2 separate regions of the Homo sapiens genome follow, and region 1 is linked to region 2. A link is a loop called in an ENCODE intact Hi-C map of the cell type or tissue named here. Cell type or tissue: sigmoid colon. All regions are shown on one strand. Each heading gives the region's core, and the rest is flanking DNA. Links, peaks and the distances in the headings are about the cores only. Region 1 overlaps OPCML (opioid binding protein/cell adhesion molecule like). Region 2 overlaps OPCML (opioid binding protein/cell adhesion molecule like).

Region 1 (9,134 bases), core at 780-3,279, 91 kb before region 2:
CCACAGATAACCCTCTCTCCTCATCATATAACTGAAGGGTGCTGGGTCTGCACAGGTGCTGGGGGATTAACGTCCATTTCCCCCCTGGGCTGTTCTGACCCGGCCATCTAATCACTGTGGAGGCAACTGAGGAACCTTGGAAGAAAACTTGACCATGGGCAAATCACAGAGAACCCTTTTCCCAGTGGAAAAAGCTCCAGATCTTTTCCTTCCTAGCCCACTAAGAAAATCTTCTCAAATCTCCTCAAATTCCACAGTGACAAAGGCTGCATGCTTCTGAATGGGGCCCTACATGCAAGGAACATTCAGGAAAACCTGTGAATGCAGCATCACAAAGTTCTGTCTCAGCAGCTGCACTGCTTTTGCCCTGGCATTCAGGTGTATCTGGGCACCCGTGGAGACCCAGAGGGTAGGGCAGCCAATGAGGGATGGTAGAGTTGCCATAGTTTCGTTCAACAAGAGCAGGCAAATGCTAGATTAGAGAGGTGACCCTCAGCAGAGCGTGGTGCCTGTAATTCAGATCACCTCCTGGCCTGTACCTGAGCCCTGAGGTGACTTTGAGTGCAATCAATGGACAAATCAAAACTCCAAGAGGTAATTTACTCTCCCCCGTAAGGACCATCAGAAAGAAAAGACTAATGCCTCTAGGATGTTGGGGGATGGGATGTGATAGTAAGTGTGGCAGCAGAAAAGAAGTCCAGGTCCCTGGGTGCATATAGGGCCACCCTCCATAGTCAGAGGCACTGCAGGCACCAGACCCAGAGACCCCTGAGTGGCACCTGTGGCTGGTTTGGGATTGTGCCAGGAGATGTCACCAGACAACAGAAGGAGGAGAGCAAAAAATAACAGCCACCCCAGAAGCCCAGGAGCCCATTCCATGGAGTACATGGGCAGCATGCCCTGGCTTCCCAGAACTATTTGGAAAGGATTTCAGAAGAGCTTCCATTTCCACTGAGTGGGTGAAGGCAGAGCTTGAGAATGCCTTGTCTGGAATCTTCTTCCAATTACTTTAAGCCCTGTGAGGCCACAGCAATGGAGTTTCAAGAAGTAGCCGCAGCTTACATTGTTACTCTCCCAGGGCCACTTGAATTGTGCTAAGTCTCAACTCCTCAAAGTCAAGGTGTGTTTTCAGACATCAGCCTGAGATGCTCAGGTGAATATTATCAGCCGCAGGGATTTCTGGGAAAGAATATTTCTTAAGTGTTTAAAATCACATCTCATAAATAGTTTCCTGCTTCGCTTGCATGTAACACCAACATTATTCGTGCCACGCACAGCTCAATGCCCAAGGCTGTGTCATAAGACAAAAACCTGGGTTCTAATTCTGGCCCTGCCACTTACTAGCTCAACCACCAAAAGGCAAATTTTGGAGTTGTTTTGTTGATGTTCCTTTGCTTTTGTTTGTTTTATAAACTTCTTTGAAGCTGTTTCATCATCTCCAAAATCATGATAATGATCGATGCTTCATGGGGTGTCTGTCGGTTAAAGAGGATGCAGGAAGAGCTGTTGGCATAGGTGCTCCCCAACCCGAGAGATGAGCCCTGCGTCCACTGCACCAGCATCCAGCCATGGACTGCCAAGGAAATCTACACCCTGGCCCCCTTCCCTTGGTGGTCAGCCTGCTGCTGGTGGGCACCCCTCAGGGGCTCAGCCCCTATCCTTCCCCAGGGAAAGCCGGTATCTACCGTCCTCCTAGAAAGGCAGCTGACATGGTTGCAGGTTCTGCGCACTGCATGCTCTGTTCATTTTCTCACCTCTTCTACCCATTATTCCATCTCCCCACACTCTTCCCACTGCTTCTTATTTTTTTGGCAAACGGTGAGATCACACAGGCTTATAGCCCTGGGGGAAGGTATTCCACAGCTGCTTTTGAGCCCCAGCCCTTCCAGCAGCCTGGGCATCTGAGCACAAATTGAACAACATTAATGAGACACCCAATCTCAGCATTTTACTCTCCACTGCTATTCTAAAATCTTCACAAAAAAGTTCAGGTGGTTCTTTTCAAGCTGCCCACACACATGCACACACACCAAGCCTCCCACCCCAGGGCCTGTGGCCGGCTTGTGTGTGAGAAGCCAGCTCGCTCTGGATGTGCGATTCTGCAGTCTGTGAAGGCACAGTGGTAGATTACACAAGAGAATGGCCTTACAGTTTTATAAACTATTTATTAGGCCCGTCCTGGAGAGCTACATCAATATGGCCGTCGGTGAAGCAAAGCAGAAGCTATAAAAATATCATCTATCCCAAACAAGCTTCATAATCAAACAAAGCCCCGTGCTGGCTGGGACAGGCTTGTGTTCTGACACATAAGGGCCCTTTCCATCTTTAAAACAGACCATTAAAACACCAGAACACTTTGGCTCACAGAAGTCTAAATCAAAAGGGAGGGGAAAAAAGAGAGATCTCTTTTCTCCAAGAGTAATAATGCCTTTTCCAGCTCCTGGAAAAGCTCATTGCGATAGAGATGCAATATTGCTTTTTTCATAGTGGCTTTTCCGTTTCTTTCCAATACCCAGAAAATCTTCTAGGGGTTCAACATTTCCACTTGTTTCCCTCTAGGAATCCCTTTCTTTTTACTCCACGTGTACACAGTAGCTATGCGGCGATCCCTTCAATATTATTTTGTTGTTTTCCCAATAAATAAAGATATACAGTTTGATACATATTCCAGAAGGGAAATCATCATCATAATAATAACCTGAAGTAGAATGTTACCAGCCCAGTACTGTGCTCCAATTCCCCAAGGCAAACGAACACGGGAGGCAGGTCCGTACGCTGGGGTTTACTGTGATTAACATTTCCAGCCAGTGCTCCTCCAATTGGCTCCAAAACATGTCTTAATAAACTGCATTCCAAAAGCCCTTATATTTCCACCTTATTGCATTCTGCTAGAATGAGATATAATATGTGGACGCAAGGAAAAGTGACATTCAGTGAATGAGCTGCAGAGAGTTATATAAGGAAGCTAAATCTCACTCCCTACCACCTGGCATACTGCTTGTGGCTCCTCATCATGATTCTAGAAATCAGTCTGCAACTAAAATTCATGCATGGGGATGCTCTGCTTTGGACCGTGGGCTGGGGAAGAGAGGTGTGATATGCTTTTGAGAGGGCAGAAGGCAAAAGAGAGGAAGAAGGGCTGCAGAGGTGGTTGGTCCACTCAGAGTTGCACTCCCATGGCAAGGTGCTCCATAAAGAAGTCTGAGAATGGAGATATGCAGAACTGAGTCACTCAGAGCTAGGCAGATAATCCAGCACCTCAGTCTGGGAGAAGTTTTCTATGACATTTTGATTGTTTTTAGATCTGGGTAGAATTTTTGGACAAGAAGAAGAGACACGGGATGGACTGCAGAGCCTGAGCAGACACATGCAAAGGACAGTCACGGCACCCCACGCTCTTTCCCTATCCCCCATTTTCAACCTTTATTTTCTTTCCATCATCCTGGAGATGCACACCCTCTGTGACCTAGGAGGTTGCATAGAGAGGAAAAAATAGTATCTGTGATCACATTTTCTTGTATTTACAAAACACAAGAAAGTACATTGACGGCGAAGTCCATGAGCCCTGAGGAAATGTGAATAGCTTTCAGACTGAAGAGTATTCACCCTGAGTATATGCCTGATAGGTAATTCTTAGAGGTGTGGGGGCCATTCAAGTAATTGGCAGTAAATGCTGGCTACTAAGTAATAAATAACTAAATGTGTAGCATCTCTCCTTCCCATCTGAGCCCTGCACGTGCCACGGAGAATCAAACACATGACAGAGAGTAAACGGATCTGAGTTCTGGACTCAGCCCACACATGGTCACCTTCAGCATCTCAGTCAAGTCAGTGACACTGTCTGGTTCCAATTTACCCCAAAGAAGAAAGGATCAAGGCTGAGATACATCACACAACAGTGATCTTAAGGTCTGATCTGGAAGAGAAACCCACACAGTAAATCCACTAGCACACAGGTGCCCATTAGGGCTTGAAGACGCAGGTGACAGATCTTGGTTGAAGAGTCTGCTCTCTTTGAGCATATTACCCTTAACATCCTAAAGAAAAAAAAAAAAGACTTCACACACACACACACACACACACACACACACACACACACACAAAAGCATCCAGATGGTTTACAAAGAAGAAAAATATTGGAGCAGGTCTTTCACTTTCAAACTTCTCTTAGTAGCACAGCTGGATCTTCTGTGTGAGAAGAGTTAAGGGAATCTCAGTGAGAGCTGCTCACAGTGAAAATGATATGATTTTCTGGGATGTGGTGGAAAGAAGCACCGCCTCCCTGAAAAAGTCATCACTGTGGGTCCATGTGGTACCATAGCTTTAGACCACCGAGAAGGATTTTCATCACTGACAACAGCATGAAGCGGTGTTCTGCAGAGGCAAACGGGCACATGCAGAAATGACTCTCACACATCTGCTGGGAGGCAATCACACCCACAGATAGAACAGAGCAGTGGCCTCCCCTGGTGCTTGAGATCAGGGGCTGAAGTCGCAAGGCTATACCAGGAAGAATTCTATCACTGCTGGGCAGCACCTGCCTTCTCCTCCTCTTCAGCTTGAGCCACCTCTTTTCCTTTCCAGTCCTTACTTCATCAATGTGGAGGTGGACCAAGTTGATAAGTTAATGCATAGGGTTAAAGGTCTCTTCATTTGTTGAACAAATATTTCTTAAGAATCTACACTTTTCCAAGAAAATATTAAACATTTCTTCATTGATGAAGAAGATGGACTTCTTCATGAGGAGGTGGACCAAGCTGATAATTTAGGCATCCTGATTCACACCCCCATTTGAAACAACCCACCACACAGCTAATATAATGTGCTATGGCTTCATCACAATTCTATTGACACAAACCAGGTGTGAGGTCTGCGGGATGCCACACCAAAAAGGGTAATGAATTAATATGGACAAAACATGTTTCAAGGGCAAACCTGCAAACAGAAACTTTCTTTTTTTTTTTCTTTCTTTCTTTCTTTCTTTTTTTTTTTTTTTTTTTTTTTTTGAGACTGAGTTTTGCTTTTGTCACCCAGGCTGGAGTGCAGTGGTGCAGTCTCGGCCCACTGCAACCTCCGCCTCCCAGGTTGAAGCAATTCTCCTGCCTCAGCCTCTCTAGTAGCTGGGATTACAGGCACCTGCCACCATGCCCAGCTAATTATTGTATTTTTAGTAGAGATAGGGTTTCACCATGTTGGCCAGGCTGGTCTTGAACTCCTGACCTCAGGCGATCCACCTGCCTCGGCCTCCCAAAGTGCTGGGATTACAGGCATGAGCCACCACACCCAGCCTGCAAACAGAAAGCTTCAAACCCAACTTCTTTCACTAGGGGGATATTTTCATCATGTCACTCAGTAAATAACCAAAGAGTAAAGAACGTCTAGTTAATGCATAGGTTTAAAGATTTCTTCATTTGTTGAGCAAATATTTCTTAAGAATCTACACTTTTCCAAGAAAATACTAAAAATTTCTTCATTGATAGAAGTGGTAAAACTAGGCATTCCAGGAGTCATACAAAGCTAAGGTAGGTAAGCTTACAAAATCCAAGGAAGGCTGGCATTCCAGGCTTTACACCGATCTGAACTTTGATACAGGAGCATAGGCAGGATCTGAAAGTATGGTGGATGACAACTTCCTATTGCAGAATCTGTACTCTTAAGTGTGTAAGGAAATTACAAATAAGCAAAAAGATTACCAAACATCTTCAGGGAAAAACAATGCATTGTTTAGAGCATGCCTTACTGGGTTATTATTTTTTTCAAGTAAAAGCAAGTTTATTAGAGAAGTAAGAATGGCCTAAGAATGGCCGCTCCCTAGACAGAGCACCCCAGAGGGCTGCTGGTTGGCTTGGGTTATTTCATTCTAGATGTTCCTTGCTTCTGAGCTATTTTACTACTCTATAAATTGTAGATAATTGATAGCAATGCAAAATAGTTCTTGTCTAAAGACATACAAATAAATTCTATCTGGTACAGGTTCAGTTGACTTCCCTCAAATTCATAGAAAAAGCCAGTTTTTTGTCCATTTGCAAATCACAGTCAATAGTGCTATATTTCATATACATTTGCACTCCTTTGACTTACATTTTGAAACGAATATAACATCTGCCAGATTTCCTCATTAATGAGTTAAATAAAATATTTAATGATCATCTATTTTTGGTCTATATGAGAATCATGATTTTAGTTTTACTGAAAATTATCCCTTAACAAGTAAAGAGAGATGCTCCATGTATTTAAACTAATAAAGAACATAACATAAACATTAACCGCCATGGAATGTAAAACTGTGTCCGTAAATGATACAGAACTAGGATGATGAATGAAGGACATGTCCTCTGCCTGAATCCGAGTGAAAAATTTCCTTTAGCCACATTTGGGTAACGTTTTCATTGATTTGGCAGAGGGAGGGGATTTCTGGTAGTAATACTCAAAATACACTGTCGTCCTGTCTGTATTTTATTTAGATTGAGGTCTGCAGTTAGCGGTTTATTTGCTTCTGGTGCAGATTCCAGTCATTGTCAGCCCATGATTTGCCTTCACAGTCACCTGAATTAAAAGACTCCGCAGGTACTGTGGAGTGAGGTTCATGATTCTGGAAGCCCGCTCAACAATTACATTACAGACTCTGATCATAGAGGTGATAGAACAGTTTTGCAGTAACTTTTATGGAATGGTGCCTCAATGTACCATAAGCGATAGACACAAAGAAAATGTTAATTTCATTTCTCAGAATTGCATCACCCATTGTCCCTCTGTGCTTTTGTTTTCCTGATGTCTTATACGATGCTTCCAACTCCTGCGTAGAAGCGTGTGGAACTCTGTAATTCGGGAACAAGGCAGATTGACTTTTCTCAGACCCAACTGTGTATTCAATGGGTATATAAATAAAATACATTTTAAGACTGTTTTCTTCTATTTCATAAAAGGTAGACATTATTTGTGATGTCATTGGTAGAAATGAAATTATTATAATTCACTTAGATGTTTGGTTGAAGTTCACTTTTAGTAAATAGGTTAACATAGAATTCATGAGAACCCACACAATAATTTGACGTACAGAGGTAAAATAATAGTTTTTTGGCCTTCAGTTCCCAGGAATTGCTCATAATTGTATCATTGACACTGATCCAAAACTCACATTTATTTTACCATGAACAGTTGCAAACCCATTAACAGTGAACAGTCATACCTCCATGTGCCCCGCCATGCTGCAGGAGCCAAAAGATGGAATGGGACCACTTGGGAAGGATGAATAGGAACTGGCCAAAGACTTCCTTCCAATGGGATTGACAGGTAGGTAGGCTTCTGAGGTCTCTCCTGAAGAAGCTCAAAACAATAATCAAATATCACTTACCTAGGGAAAGACAAAGGGAAAAGGGATAGAGAATAAGGTGGGTTAGAGTTTACTGCAACCACCTTATATTCCACTGAGATTATCTATTTTAAGCAAAGGGATGTTTAGTGCAATGCAAATTATCCACAAGCTCCAAGTAAAACCCAAGTTTTAAATACCCAGGGAAAGGTCAGTTGTGAAAATGGAACTTTGTTGCAAAGGCCATGCACCCTGCTGTTTGTTTTCTTTTCTGTTCTGGCATTCTTATACAGGTGCATTTAACTACTACTAGAACATAGGCCTTGTAACAAGGGACTGATTGGGGACTCTGTGATGTGCCAAGGAAAGGAGAAAAAATGCATACGTCCCAGCTGCCTTAATGATTATGGAGGTTCTGTAGCTATGTGGTTCAGATGCTGAGAAGATTGAACTAATAAAAAAGAAATGAGAGAACTGTCATCACAGATTACATAGTATTTATCCCAAAATCTGTTCATTATAGATATTTGCAAGACAAATGGGTTTTTAGCCAGGAATGGCAGCATTTTCCTCCTGGTAAGTGTATAATGAGGCACCCAATTTGTCTAGAGCATGATCTCTCTCTCTTTTAAAAAACATATGCCTGGCTCTAAATCTTAGTAAAATTCCTGAAAACATCCATTAGGAGGTCAGCAAAAAAAGTTGAATTCGTAGAGTTCTTTACAATTTACAGAGGATTTTCATAGGCACTGTCTCCTTTGATTTTTATGGCAACATTTTACTATGGGTAGAATAGGTATTACTACTGTTCCCTCCTCCCCTTCTTTCTCCAATTTCTCATCCTCTTCCTTCTATTTCTCCCCCTTCTCCTCCTTCTCCCCTTCTTTCTTCTTCATTCCTTCCTGCTTCTCTTCTTACTCCTCCTTCTTCATCTCCTCCTTTTCCTTCTTCTTTATAAGCAACATAGGGCCCAATTTGATTCATCAGCTTGCTCAAAATCACACTCATGTCTAGTGGTAGTTCCAGGGCTTGAATTGTGTTCTTCAGGTTTCATATTGCTTTCTCTTTCTCCCTTGATCAAATCCCAGACACAGTATAAAGATAGCCAAGAAGAAAGATAGGGAGGGAGAGCAGGAGAAAGGAGCAGAGAGGAAATAGATAAATTCAGGAAGAGAGGGATGGTAAAAATAAGGAAGTAAGAAAGACAGAAAATGGTAAAAATCATCAAATATTTGGAGCAAATTCTTCATTAAATAAATATGTTCAAGTAAAGAGCATAGAAAAGTACCTGGCATGTAGAAAACTCCATACAAGTAGTTGCTATTATTCATTTTTTAAAAAATTCTATTGACCCAAGGAAAACTTGACTAGAACAGAGGATGCCATCCCTACAATGGCTCCTCTTGGTCTCTCTGCCTTAACATCAAAACGATACTGGTCAAAGGAATAACTGTGTCAGAGAAATGTCATTCCACAGGGGAAAAAAAACTATAAAGAAAACATTTTTTGATCATGTTTTAATCTCTTGACATGGACAAATGGTTGATTCCTGGCCTGCTCACCAGCAACAACGTACTAGACACTTTGTTGTCTCCCAGTAGCCCCAATGAACCTTGACTTTCTTCTCAGGCAGCTACAAGAGTCTCAAGCTTACTTGACATCTACATTGCATATCAGACTGCTTGTGTGATAACAAAAGCGGCCATAATAAATGTCATAAAACAAGATATGCGCTGGAGGTGCAGAAAGAGGAAACAGTCAACTTTCATATATAACTACAAATTTCTCTGTATTATGGCCATTATTTGACTAGAGAAGGAAG
Region 2 (9,134 bases), core at 4,350-6,849:
CAGAAAAAAAAAAAAAAAGAGCACCAAGTCCACAGGGTCTCCCATTAGAGCAGACATGTGCTAATAAGAGCTCTACCTCTTCCTTTGTTTGGGTCTCCATGAACGGTGGCTACTCCCCACAGTCACCTCAGGAACACATGGTTCATTTATTTCATTCTCCTCACTAAATTATCTCTGTTTGAAACACCTAGTGCGGGTCCTGTTTCCCCACTGAGCCCAGATGAATAGAGAGGGAGAGAGGGAAAATGGCCCTGGAGCATGGGCCTGTGCTGTGTCAGGGACCTGCAAGCACATTACTTCATTGGAATGACAGGCAGTTCCTGCAGGACCTTCAGGGTGAGTTAGTTTTTCTGCTGGACAGCACTAGCTGTTACAAAGTTTAATACGCCATATTGAGCTGAAATCGGTCTTCCTGTAATTCCTAGGTTTTACTCTTTATTCTGACACTGGAAGCCATATAGCTTATCCAATTTTTCTTTTTATGCGTCAGGCGTTTAGAAGAAGCTATGTCTCCCCAAAGCCTTTTCTTTTCCAAATTAAGTATCTCCAGTCCTTCCAGCCATTTTTCTTCAAATATGACTTTTATCTTTTCCTTCCCTCTCCTAGGGCGTCTTCATTCAATGAAATCTTTGTGTCGATATAACTCTCAAATTTTGCCTAAATGAGAACAAATACTCCACATTTTGTATGGCCTTTGAGGAAGCAGTGAAATTACCACCCTCTTTACTCAAACATTACGTTTGTATTAAATTTGATCATTTGACTTTGTGTAATATATATTTTTATTTGTTTAGTGATGGTGGGCAGCACAAATTCTACTTTTCTCTCATAGCATACTGTGAATATCCCTGTTATTTCCTCCCCTCCACATGCAATGAAGTCAGATCTTTCTCATCCCATACCCCGGCAAATTTTAAAGTAATTTAAAATATTTATTTTTACTTCTACTGACTTTCATCTTGTAATTGTTTCAATCAATTATTCTAAGCAGCTGACGTATTTTTAATCCTTTCTCTTCCCAGATTTTTGCTGCATGCGAATTTCTTTCTTTTCTTTCTTTCTTTTCTTTTCTTTCTTTCTTTCTTTTTTTCCTTCCTTCCTTCTTTCTTTCTTTTTTTGTCTTTTTTTGTTTTGTTTTCTGGAGATAAAGTCTCACTCTGTCACCTAGGCTGGACTGCAGTGATGCAATCAGAGGTCATTGCAGCCTTGAACTCCTGGGCTCCAGAGATCCTCCTGGAGCCTCAGCCTCCTGAATATGAGCAGCTAGGACAACGAGTGCACACCATCATGCCCATCTAAATTTTTATTTTATTTTTATTTTATTTTTGTAGAGACGGGGTTCTCACTATGTTGCCCAGGCTGGTCCCAAACTCCTGGCCTCAAGCAGTTCTCCCACCTGAGCCTCACAGATTGCTGGGATTAGAGGCATGAGCTACCACATTGGCCACTATATGCAAATTTGATAATCCTGCCTTGTATTTCACCATTTAAGTCTTTGAAAAGGGTAGAACCAAAAGCAGAGACCAATATCATAACCTATCAATAATAATTTTTCAAACTAGCCATTCACAACCGTCTGTTACATGTCCATTGAAGGAACCCATGTGCCTTCTAACTAGTCCACACACTAATGATTTGTTCTAAAATGTCCTCACTTCTCCCTGTGTTATCCCTTTCTTACCTATGGATGCTCTGGTCTTCTACACCCCTGTGCGTCTGATCATTTATTTCTGCCTCTGCATTCATCCTCTCAGCTGAGCTCTTTAGAGAGCTCCCTCTGCGGCCACACCCATTTCTTCAGCACTTCATTTATTTGTGTGCTCATCAGGAAATTTTGTGATTCTATATTCAGAGTGTCCCAAACTTTTGTAGCTATTGTCATCACTAACTTTTTTGTTTGCTTTTAAACGTGTGTTTCTTGAAGTCTAGAGTATGTGTCTTAGTATGTGGTACCTCCTTCTTCGCCTTGTGGGGTATTTTTCCAGCTTCTGGCCTCTTTCACTTTAATTTCTGGCATTTCTTGAAAAGGCTCTGTGCCGTTTCTCTAAAGTTAGGCTAAGTTCAGTATTTTGCAAGCTATGTTCCATGAAATGTGAAATGGTATTGCATAAAAGCCATGTTCTATGGTCAAATGATTTTGCTAGATCCTGCGTATAATGGCTATTGTTGGAAGATCCACAGTGTACAATAACATTAAAGGCTCCAAATATTCCTGTAGTAAAAAAGCCAGCTTAACTTTGTTTAACCCAACACCTCCCCAGCTTAACTGACCATAGAACTCTTTCTGGAATATGTATTTGTAGTTTGAGATCAGCCTCCACTTAAAACCTTCAGCTCACAGGTAGAATTCAGTTTGGTAGCATGAATTTTAAGGACAATTTTGTCTATGCATCTGCGTTTCCTCAACATTTACAAATCATGCCCCAGGTACCAGGAACTCTGCTAAGTTCTGAAATACAAAGATGAGTACAACATGGTTCTTGCCCTGATGTTGCTTACGATCTGCTGGCAGAGGATGAAAATATAAATGACTGGCCAGAATACAAGCAGGGGTTCAAGCAAAATGAAATGGTATCATCAGAGAGGATGCGGTGAATTCAGATAAAGGGTATCTGGAAGGGTTTAAAGAGGTGAAATTTTATTTAGACCCAAAAGAATAAAGACAATTTCAAAAGGCCTCAGAGCAGGACAAATAAAAGGCAATCACAGAATTTTAGTTTTGAAAGGAGTACTGGGGAAAATAATTTCTTCAATAATTCACATTTAAAAAAATTTTCCTAACTGATCTTCACTAAGCATGCTCTTTTGTCTATTTCTCCATTAAGTACGGTACTTTGAATGCAATATATTTCCAAGTAATATACCTAACGAGGAATACTTGAAAACTCTTCCCATGGATTGTAGATTATGTCAATATGGCCTAAAATTCTGTTTACGTTTTTGGTAACTACATATTGCATTATCTTAAATGATGCCATCAGTACAATTTTTTAATTGATATCTTAGCTAAACCATACCTCTTCTATCCCATATCTCTTTAAATATTTTTTAATCAAAAATAATACCTCACATTTATTCTAGAGAAATGTAACATTATTACATCCAGTTCCCAGCCTGCCAGTTTCGTTTTTTATTGTGATTTCATCATTCATATATTTAGTGTCTCCCCTGGTTCTTGCTATTCCTGATCTTGTAGGTGTGCTTTCTATATTGTTAAGTAAATGTTTGAATCATCTATAAAATCATTTCCAGGACAGGAGTGATGACAGAAACCTGAGGCCCTGCTAATTCACACCAAGACAACACCAAGAATAAGGACAGGGAGGTACGGACCTAAGCTGTCTCTTCCAGATAAAACAATTAGCCTTGTGCATGGAGGGAAGGCAAGGACAGGGCGAAGCGCAGGAAATAGGGTTAAATGTGTGCTACACCCAGAGTGTGGAGGTAAGGAATGTGTTCTGAGGCAGCCTGGCAGCAGGGAAGCCTGACAGGCTCCGCATGAAGAGCTGTCTTGCCTAGGAGTGGCTTAGAAATTGGACAGCTCAGGTGACATGGGCCCCTTAGTTGGATAAGGAGGTAGGCACTGGAAGACTTTGCAGTGATGCAAAAGAGAGGGTAGGAGCCTCACCTCAGTAAGTGGCAGAGGAAACTGGCAGGGACACTGAGAAGAGGGAAACAGCAGGGAAAAATGCCCTCAGCAGTGCAAGAAATGAGATGGGACAAACCAAGATTGAAAAGTATGTTTCTGTAGCACGGGATCAAATAAATGTGTGTCAGTAACAAATACAACGTAGAAAGAAAAATTCAGCTTGGAGCAGAGTGTGTTTGGGATATGATAGAACTTATACAGGGCAGTGTGAGTTGGTCATGCCCATGGTGGAGACCTGGAGCTCAGAGAAAGGCTATGCCTGGATGTGTAGCTTGAGGGACAGTTCTGATAACTGACATCACGGAAAGACACACACTCACACCCCTGGAGAAAGTGTGGAGTGTGATGAAAAGAGGATGGGAGAAAGAACTTCAGGGGATTGGGGGTCTGATGTAGAGACAGAAGGAGTGACCAGAGGGAGACCTCAGTGAGCGTAACGAGTCAGAAATGGGCAATGTCCTACCTGCCAAAGGATCTATGATTCCAGGGTGGCTGAGTCAGGATTTGTTCTTCCAAGTTCATTTTAATGTTTGGACATGAACACTTTATGTGGACACATTCATAGCAGGGCACTTTTACCATTTGTTAGCGTAAGTTCTAGGGTCTTTAAAAAAGACACTGTAGTCTGGGAAGTATCACTCCCTCAACCCTCAGCTGCTCCTGTCCCTCTGAGGCCAGCCTGGCATGGGAGCCCACCTTCCAGCTGGTTGCAGCTCCTCCTGGGAGGGAGGCCGGAGCATCTCAGCCCAGTTCTCTGCAGAAAGAACCAAGGCAAGTGCCAGGCTCTTGCAGGCTGTCTCATCAATATGCCTTTTCTCCATTTGCCTCCAGCTGCCAACTTGTTTGGGGAGGCGGAGGGATGGAAGGTGGTGTTATTGCTTTTGACTTGACTTACTGTTTTGGTCTTTTACACATAATCTGCCCCCTGACCCAACATTAGCATAATGCTCATTAATCAAGCTCTGGCCTCCAATTAATGGCCAGCTGTGTGGATGCCGTGCATTTAATAGCTTCTGAATCAGTCAGGCAAAAGGTTAGGCAAATGATTTTGGCAGGAGGGGTGGGGAATTCTGAAAGAGACTGGAGGCATGTATCCATGCAGTAAGCATGTTTGACCTCATTCGTGAGCGATTGGAGAAGGAGGCCAGGAGGGGCATTGGCCAATCATCTTCCTCTCGTTCCCCATCCCTGAGTCCCCACCCTACCCCAGATGGCCTGAAGACAACACTCTCTTCCATCCTCCTGGCCTGGGGTCACACACCCCCACATCACTGCCCAGGCAGCCGGCCAAAGAAGAAAGCCCCGATTTATTGCTCTTGGCAGCGTCTAGGCTGGGCATTTCTATAAACCCAGTGCCGGGCTGACTAATAAAACACACACCCAGATTCACCCCTCAATAAATGTCTTTCAACCTTTAATCCTGTTTGTTGCAGTCTTTAAGGGAACATTGATTCAGCAGGCAACGAGGGCTTTTCCTCCCATCTATCTCCCACCGATCGATGTTCTGTCACCCCACTCCACCCAGCCCGACAAAGGAGAGGCCTCTGAGGGGAGAGGAGGGCATCTCTCCAGATTTATTTCACTGCTTATGAAAGGAGTTTTTAAAACTGCCACATGTGTTAGCTCCTAGATAGCTTTTCTGATCCTCAGCTACTCTAGGTGACCTCCTTGAATTTGGAGCACAGGGCCCAGGTCACAGAGTAATGGCACAGACATGTGGAGGAGGAGTTCTTAATACAACTCAGCCAAAAAGGAGCTACATTTCCTCTCTTGGCCACCTTTTTTTCCCCAAGGTCTCCCACCTTAGTTAATAACACCAACATCCTCCTGGTCACCCTGGCGACACACCTGAGCTATCTCTACCCCTCCCTCCCTTTCCTGCCTATCCAAACAGGTCTCACGCCTCATCAATGCTGCCTCTTGGATCCATACCTCCTCTCCAGGCCATTGTCCTGCCCACAGCTCAGACTCCAGAGACCCCCATCCAGAGCCCTGTGAGAGCTCATTCCTCGATCCCCATTATTCCAGTTCCTTCCTATCAATCCCTTGCTGGAACTGCCGTATGGTGCTCTTTCTACGACAGGAATCTGATCACATCGTTGTCCTGATTATGAAAGGTTGGGTAACTTGCCCAAGGCCATACAGCTGGTGAGTGTCTGAGTGAAGACGGGAATCGGGTCATCCGATCTGTAATCTGCTGCTCTCCCACATGAGACACGAACTCCCCTCTTACTGTAAGGAATTTGATTTTACTTGTTTTTGGGACTGCCACATACTTCTCTGTATCATACACAGTGCCCATCCTATTATTGAAATTCAGTAAATATTTGCTCACAGAACATATCCATAAACAACATCCTGAGGTCATGTCAAGCATGAATAACGTGCGTCTTCAGAGAAATCTCTGGGGCATTTCTTTGGGAGCAAGCATCAGACAAATAAACATCATTTGAGGTTTTTAATAGGAGATCAGTAAACCTTAATAAGATTGGAATCAGCTATTTAGTGTTAAGCTATAAATAAACAGAAGGGGACCGTCTGTTCCTGAGACTGTGTAATGTTTCTAGTCTCATAGTTCATAGGCCAGTGAACAGACAGGATGTCTACACCTGCAGTGCATGCCCAGGGCCAATATGCTTCATGCTACAGTGCAGGGAGATAAGAGAAGGGTGCAGGCTTGTCACCAAGGTACACGGACTCCTCTCCCTACGCACAGAGGGACATCCCGGCAGTGCCCCAGGAGAGTGTCACTTCCATCCTGCTGATCTGTTTGAGAAGTCACCATTGCACCCACCTGGCCAATCCTCAGTCTCTTCAGTGGTAAAAACAGATACATACGCCTGTGTTGTCTGCCTCTGGAAATGCCAGCCCACTCCAGCTATATGACTGAATTAGCAACAATGTATCCAATTTCTGGGGACACCTTTGACCTAATTTTCCCAACGGCCACCCAGATTAATGCAGCTGCCAAAGCCAAAGGCCACTGTGCAAAAAAAAAAAAAAAAAAGAAAAGAAAAGAAAAGAAAAAGAAAAAAAGAAACCCAGGACTGATTTATCACCTCCCACCCTCCACTCTGGCCTGGTGTCAACCTCTCCCTTCCAAGCTACAGGTCAGAGGAAAAGCAAGAACTGTCAAGACTTAGCTTAGACTGTGGCCTAAGGTTGATAGTATTAACATCTCATTCAACCGTTGACAAGAAAGACCCTAATAAAAATAAAGGGCCAACCCAACCAGATGAGAAAGTCAGCTCCATGGTGCTGATTTACTCCTTCTCTCTGGCTCTGAAAATCAAATTGAGATGCAAGTTAATTCATTTTTATTATCATCTCAGTCTATCAATCCTAGCTCTTGTCGCTTGTCCCCAAAGAAAATCCCAGTGCCTTCTGTGCCTCATTCTAAATGCCTCTCCAAAGCATCCTGCCACTGACAGGCTGAGAGCCTGGCTGGAGACCAGCCTCAATAGAGACATGTCTTTCAGGAGGGGACTTCTCAGTCCACCCGCTCTTGCCATAGCCCTCGCCAAAGCCCCTCAGAAGTGGACATGTGACCTCCTGGATCTGTCCCAGAATGCCTAGGCTGGATGATAGGCAGATGGCTGGACATGAGTGGTAGCTGCAGGAAGGCCAGAGGTTCAGGCTTTGATCAGAAGACAGTGAGACAAAGCAAAGCACTGCGTTGGAGGGGAGGCCAACACAGAGGCCGGCCAGATCCCAGGGTGGCCCCGAGGTCTCCGCCTCTGGGTGCCACACCCTTGTGGAACCCCTCCTTGTGGCTGTGGGCAGGACCTAGTGACCTGTAATGGATAGAATAATGCAGAAGGGAGGGTGGGGGGCTCAGAGGCTTGTCCTAAGAGGCAGTGATGCCACACTCTATCCGTTGCAGCACTGGCTCTGGGGAAGCTGCTGCGCTGTGGAGGGGCCGTGTGCTGAGGGCTGGAGCTGTGGCTGATGGCCTGGGAGCAGGTTTGGATCCTCAGATGGCTGCAATCCCTGCTGGCACTGTGACTGCTGGGTCTCCTGAGAGACTCTGACCCGAAAACACTCAGCGAAGACCCTCTCAGATTCCCGACCCACAGAAACTGTGAGATAGTAAGTGTTTGCTGTTTGAGTTCACTGAGTTTGGGATAATTTGTTCTACAGCAAGGAATAACTAATGTATGTGGCTCTGCGTTTTGCCTGTATAGAAGGCAAAGGCTTGGTCGTCCGGCAGACAAGAGCTCAAGCCGAGAAAAACACTCCAGGGCCCCATTTTCCAGCCTGGTGCTGCAACCACAAAATTAGGGGTGGGGAGGACGGGAACACTTAGGTTGCCACGCTGTTCCAGTCTCCAGCCTAGCTGTTTTCAAAGCTCAGGTGCCTCTAATACTCAAGACAATGCCATCTGACTGATGAGGAAGCTGAAACTTCGATGATTAGGCCCTGGTAATGAATGTCTGCGGTGGTCCCCATGGTCCTGGTTTCCCTTTGTCTTATCCCAGATGCTCAAAATGCCAGATTCTAACTTGGCAAGAAGACTCATCCTCTTTCTTGTAACATATTATAATCTCTGTCTTCTATAAAATACTCAGGCTTCTAGAGAGGATGGAGAAGAAGCTGGAGTAACAGCAAGTTGGCTCCAGAAATTGGTTTACAAAGCAGAAATCCAGATGTTTTCTCTTTTTTTCTCTCTAAACATCAAATCAAGCAGCAGCTTGCAACACTCTGTGTGGCCCAGCTGAAGAAATTCTAAACATTGCTTCAAGGATCTAACTCACAACTCATCTTAAACCATCACAAGAAAACTCCCATTAGAGCGGGAGAGGGGAAGTGTGTGTTAATGAGCTGAAGTGTGAGAATGGGATGAATAAGCAGAAGCTTGAATGCAGCACGGAGGCGAATGAAATAATTACCCAGCTTACCATTGTTACAACGCAATAAATTTAATGTAATTCCTAAAGGCCAACCCAGTTTTTTCTTTCTTTTTATTTTTAACTCCTTTTTACATTTTCAGAATTATACTTTAATTAGCATAACATTTAAATTAGTGAATGGAATCTTAATTAGCAGAAGAAATAGACTTTTGTTGGAGTGGTAACTAAAACAAATAAATCCACTTCCTCTTTCAAGAGCCGTTTGCTTATGGCGCATTTAATAGCCTAGTGTACCATAAACAATTTGAGGGAAAGATAAGTAATTAAATTAGAAGACATACTGGCCAGCTCCCAGCTCCCAACAACGGCACTTCCTTTTTCTGTCTCACAAGCGCTCCCCTCCTACTCTCTTATCTTAGTGGGTCTCTGCAGTCTGAGAACAAAGACATGGGTCCCTCTGGACCTCTTGGGTGTTTCCCATAATTACACTCTCTTGATAATTGGCAGGTTCAAAAAGCATTACTTTAAGTCTCCCTGTTTGTTTTCCCTCTGCGATGTCCTCTTTTAATTCACTAGGTCAGGAAAAGCGCTAAGCAAATCACATCTAAATAATGACCTGTTAGTACGCACCCCAC

The links. A loop is a pair of places that touch in the nucleus more often than their neighbours do. Peaks named below come from ENCODE experiments on the same cell type or tissue, not always from the same donor. Only the 100,000 strongest peaks of a DNase experiment are listed, where the experiment ranks them.
Region 1: it touches region 2 in a loop (8-fold over the local background); 1 of 110 quality-filtered maps calls a loop at or near these places.

Annotation. Positions count from the first base shown.
Region 1 is chr11:133,289,835-133,298,968 of GRCh38, forward strand. The region is part of intron 1 of OPCML (opioid binding protein/cell adhesion molecule like); the gene reads right to left. Among named protein-coding and RNA genes, the nearest start is that of OPCML-IT1, 72 kb to the right of the region's middle. In sigmoid colon, for the core only: no CTCF peak of the experiment used is centred there; a DNase peak (open chromatin) is centred at 2,257.
Region 2 is chr11:133,377,610-133,386,743 of GRCh38, forward strand. The region is part of intron 1 of OPCML (opioid binding protein/cell adhesion molecule like); the gene reads right to left. Among named protein-coding and RNA genes, the nearest start is that of OPCML-IT1, 16 kb to the left of the region's middle. RefSeq lists a silencer at 8,762-8,962. In sigmoid colon, for the core only: no CTCF peak of the experiment used is centred there; no DNase peak of the experiment used is centred there.